Regions from separate parts of the Homo sapiens genome. Here region 2 is linked to region 1. Evidence: chromatin loops called from intact Hi-C (ENCODE). Cell type or tissue: heart right ventricle. All regions are shown on one strand.

Region 1 (2,500 bases):
CACAATTGGATGAATGGATATTGAATAGTAAATATGGAAGATACAGAAAATAACTGTTGGAAGATAGATTTGGATCATATTTTGACACACCTATGGTGCCAAGAGGAGGAGTTTGTGCTTCAATCCAAAAGCAACAGGAAACAGTTGAAGGGTGATGATTTGTTTAAAGTCACATTTAGGATGAAATAAAGGAACAAGGATTTATTGGGCACCAGACACTTTGCTAGACACAGTATTGCCAGATCCCTATCATTATTCTAATTTTAAATATTAGAAAACTGAACCATAGAGAGGTTAAAAATATGCCCAGGGACATTCAGCCAAGCATTCTGGAGCCAAGATTCAAATCTAAATCTAGCTGGCTTTAAATCTCTCCGTTACTTCATGGGGCCTTTGAGATTAATCTGACAAGTATGTGTTGAGTTTTTTGGAATAAAGAGACAAAGAGGCAGGAAAATCACAAAGGAGACTCACTCAAGATGTAACAGATGCCTAAAGAGATGTGAGAGGAACTAAGTGTTTCATTTTTCATGTAGTACTTTTTATGATCTATTTGCATTTTCTAAACGTTACCAAATGCTATTAGTCATTTATTTATTTTCAATTCAGACTAATGTAAAGGGTCTTTAATTTTTCTTGAAAATCGTTAAAAATTCTGAACATTTTAAAAGTAAATAAAAATTTAACGTTGATCCCTAAAATGTAGTTCATTTAACTCTCATGGCATTGTTTATTACATGACTCAGCCGAAATGAGAAGATTGACAGGGTGTGTGCATTTTGGGGGGCCCCTGGAATTACTCAAGTACCAGAGCAGGTGATAGAAAGGTAAAGTATAGGAGAAAGTCAACTCATCTCCCCATAAACATTTTCTTTGTTCTTTCCCAGCTCATTCCAAGAATGTTTGCTTAATAAAACACCTCCCGCTTTCATGCTCAGTACCATTTTCAGCTCTAAGTTGATTCTGACAGTGATGAAAAAGACAGCCCATTGTCTCAGCTGTAGTTATTGGTATAGTATTAAATTACTTGCTGGGAAAATGGATATGTTAGTCAAAGGGCAGTAATTTGTATTCACTGTTGTTTTCCAAGTATCCTGCCCTGCCAGTCAAGCCAAGCATAGGAACCTCTGAAATTAGCCCCATGTTTCAGAATTTCCCCAAGTCATACCCCTCCTTTGCTTTCCAGGAGACCCAATCTTTTGTGCTGCGCATCTGTCCAGCTCCCTTATCCCAAGAACTAAACCTGCTGTTTTCAACCTGGCTGCTCAGCACTGGGCTGCCTAGCACTTCACTGGCCAATCTTCCAGGTTCTTTCTCCCATTACAGACATGTATTTACTAAACTGATCTCCAAGCTCACAGCTGCCTGCCTGGCTGGCTGCTTGCCTGGATTTCTCAGCATTGCTCAGCCTAGTATCTGTCACTGTGCTCTTTCCCGAAGCTCTATTATTAGCTGAATTATGACTGAGGCCACGTCTTACTATCTGTTCATCCAGGTATAACTTCCTCTGTTTATTTTGTCCTAGAAGGCAGGTCAGGCCTAGTTATAGATCCTTTCCCCTCTCCACTGCCCCAGTGTAGTTTTGGACAGAATGTAACTCAGAGTTGGCACAATAAAAAAGATAGGAATGTTTATGGTGATAGGCCATAGGAAGAAATTTGGACAAGCAGTTAACTTACAAATAAGATAAATGTGTGTTCCCCCCAAAAGAAGGTAAAACATAGCAGTAGGATTTTCACAACCTAGTGCAATTTGGGTGTCCAAGAAGACATGTAGATAATTCATGTAAAAACAATGCTGTTGAAAGGTTATGGATATCCTGAACTCTCTGGTGTTCCATGCGCAAATCCTTATCTTTAGAAGATTGACCGGTCAAATCAGGGCCTCAGCCTTAGAGAAACTGGGCCCAAGAAATGTTATTGAGACAGGAATACAAAAACAAGATAATGCTCCAGTTTCCAAACTAGATTGTAAAGTGGAGATCAGGTCATAGTTAAACTTCAAATATTAAGATATTAGAACTGGAACTTGAGAATTGGAGAGGCAGTGAGTTGAATTGATAGTGATTCATCTGAATATCAACTAGAGCACTTTAAATTGTCTCAGACCAAGTCATTGTTGAGCCCTAGTTCATGGAAAGGGCAGTCATATATCTAGAGGTTTTTGGCTGTTAATTTAGCTCATGATTTCTCTACTAAGAATATTCAGTATAAACTATGACCAGTACACTAATAAAATATTGTAGGAATAATTTTATGAGCTTTCCCCTTCTCTGAGTCATTTATAAATAATTACTGAATATGTTTTTTACTCTCATAGAAACCTGAAACGAAAAGGCCATCTAAGCAGTGTCTCTAAAGTTGTGGGGCAGGCCTATGTGGGAGAAACCAAAATTGTTTTCTCCGCCTTCCATTTTATCATTGGCCTAAGATATGGTTAAAATAAACATAGTCTCTCGAGATATGATATTCCAGAATGTATGCATCTGTGTATGTGTGTG
Region 2 (2,500 bases), 140 kb before region 1:
AATCTACAGAACAAGAAAGTGAAGACAGACTATTACTAGAGCAAATGTTACTAGTAATTAAGAAGTATTCTATTCTTTGGGGGATTTGAGAACGTCTTCCATTTCTAAGTTCTGCCGAATGTCATATTTTTTATGAGAATATGTTGGAGATTAATGAGAGCAGCCAATAAGGAGAGCAAATGAAAGTTAATAGAAGACAGAATCAAGTTGGTTTTACCAGAGTCTGTAGCTGACAGAGAGATGTTAATGCATTGAAATCATTGAGAATATTATATAGATAAGTTAAGAGCAACCACGGGACTTCTATGTCAAGATACCCCGTGTATAAGCTGGTAAGCACACTGCTTAATAACTGTCTGGTTTTGTACACAGTCCACAAAAATCTTGATTATTGACTTACTTACATTTTTCTTACCCTAATACACTATTTTACACACGTGCCTCAAAATTGTTATTTTTATCTGTGCCCTGATTGGTTACACATACATAGAGTTTCTCCCAATATTTAACTGCCTTTCTACTTCATCCATCCTCCAGTCACCTGCTCCGAGGTTACCAAGCCGGAATGCAGCAAGAGCGTCTGCAGCTGCTACAATTGGTAGAAGTGGCTTCGGCAGATGGTTGCTGAACAATGACCCACCAAGGACTACAGTTGTAGAAGGGAGAGGGGAGACGGGTATCATATTTCCTCCCTGAGATGTATAGTGAGTGGTAGTAATTGCAGTGAATCCAGCTCACTGTCTCAACAGCCTCTCACCTGCACCGTCTCCTCCCCTGTCTTATAACTGGACCAGCAGTTAAACAGCTGTATAGCCTTGTCTCCCTGTCTCATTTTCCCCTGAGCTCCATCAGCAAGAGTAGCAATAGCAGCTGGAGAAGCGGCAGCCAGAGATAGGCAGGGCTGGTGCTTGCAGCCGCGCAAATCGCCTCCTCCTCAACACACACACACACACACACACACACACACACACACACACACTGCACAGACTTCCAATATCAACGCGTCTTGACATAAATCAAGGACTAAGAGAGACTGAAGAAGAGCGTTAGTCATGGACAACAGGTATTTCATCTCTGACAAATTGTTTCCTTCAGCTGCTTACTGGTTTGGATGATAAAATAATCATTTGTGATAGCTAGCTTGAGTGGGAGTCTGGAGGACTGGGGGTGGACGCGATAGAGGAGCGGGGATGAAGTGGGAGGAGTGAGAGGTGGGGAAGGGGGACGCCAAAGATGACTTTCAGGCTCCGGAAACCTACGTCTTTCAGCCTCCGCTGTTTTTTAGTTGCAAATGATCAGAGACGGGTGAACTGCAGGCAGCCTGTGTTGCTGCCTGGAAGTAGATTTCCATCTTTCAGACACTAGTTCCAATGGGCCGGGTGTTCTGGAAGGGGGTGGCAGTGGGGAGGAGGATGCTGTGAGCAGAGTTCTTGAAGCTCCACTCCTCTGGGGAAGCCGAGCTGTGTGGGAGCCTTCTTACTGTGCCGGGAGCGTGTGAATTGGAAAGGATCCTGAGAACTGGCTAGTCCCAGTTCCTCTCCGGAAAAGCAGTGGCTCTCGCTTCAGAGATGCGCTCAGCTTTCGCCTGCATCACACTGCAGTAAGTTAAACTGGACATGGTTGGCAAATTGAGTGGCTTCTGGGTGTGTGGTGCGGGGGAAGGGAAGCTGGGAAGAAATGGGGAGGAAAGTTAGAGAAGCATAGCTTTGAATTCTCCATGAAATGTTAAATCGGTTCGTCTCCCTGACTCCTGTCCTAGTTATGCTATAGTAGGGGTGCTCTGTGATTTGCAGGCGGATGCCGCTTGTGTATTAGCTATGCAGAAAGTGCCCTGTCCATTGTGATTTTGGGCAACATAACTGATAAATGTTTTCTAAATTTAATTCCAAGAGTGGTCTCCTGAAAGTTACCAATGAGATAGCAGCTTGTCTTTTCAAAATGTAATTCATAAAGAGGCTGGCTTGGACTTTCAAATGCCCTAGTTAATTGTTACAAGTTCCAGTCCAGATTTATTCCTAATCTGTGAACTAAACAAGCAAGCAAGCAAACAAAAGTCTTCGATTTACCTTATTAAATTAAAATAAAACGTGAAGTAGGTCTCTAGATAACTGCTAGGCAACAGCCTAGGCCACACTGATGATATGATAAACATTCAAATACTCTTCAGTGGGTGCCACATGGAGGGTCCCCTCAGTTTCTTCCTGCTGCAATAATCTCCTCCACTTGCTGAACAGTCTCTTTCTTGTGATTTTAAAGTGGCGATTTTTACATAGATGGCTCTATACTTAGAAACCAAGCAGCATTGTGTTCACTGGCAGAAAATGAAGGCTTAAAACTTTTATAAAACAACTTCAACTGGTTGCTCAAATTGCAGATAACCAACTCTTTTAAAAACAGGTCAGCAAGGACCAGTCCATTGTAAAGCAAATGACCAAATAAACATGAATGCAAGCAGAATACTGAAGGTCTTTTCTAGAAAATAAATCAGAAATAATTAATG

The links. Peaks named below come from ENCODE experiments on the same cell type or tissue, not always from the same donor. Only the 100,000 strongest peaks of a DNase experiment are listed, where the experiment ranks them.
Region 2: a loop joins it to region 1, with 3 times the contacts of the local background. A loop is called at or near these places in 3 of 110 quality-filtered maps.

What each region holds. Positions count from the first base shown.
Region 1 is chr7:14,760,611-14,763,110 of GRCh38, reverse strand. The region is part of intron 2 of DGKB (diacylglycerol kinase beta); the gene reads left to right. Among named protein-coding and RNA genes, the nearest start is that of DGKB, 140 kb to the left of the region's middle. In heart right ventricle, no CTCF peak of the experiment used is centred here; a DNase peak (open chromatin) is centred at 1,370; H3K27ac peaks cover 1,695 bases.
Region 2 is chr7:14,901,692-14,904,191 of GRCh38, reverse strand. DGKB (diacylglycerol kinase beta) reads left to right here and starts at 1,441. Exons shown (of 26, transcript NM_001350709.2): 1 at 1,441-1,600. In heart right ventricle, no CTCF peak of the experiment used is centred here; a DNase peak (open chromatin) is centred at 1,461; H3K4me3 peaks cover 1,866 bases; H3K27ac peaks cover 312 bases.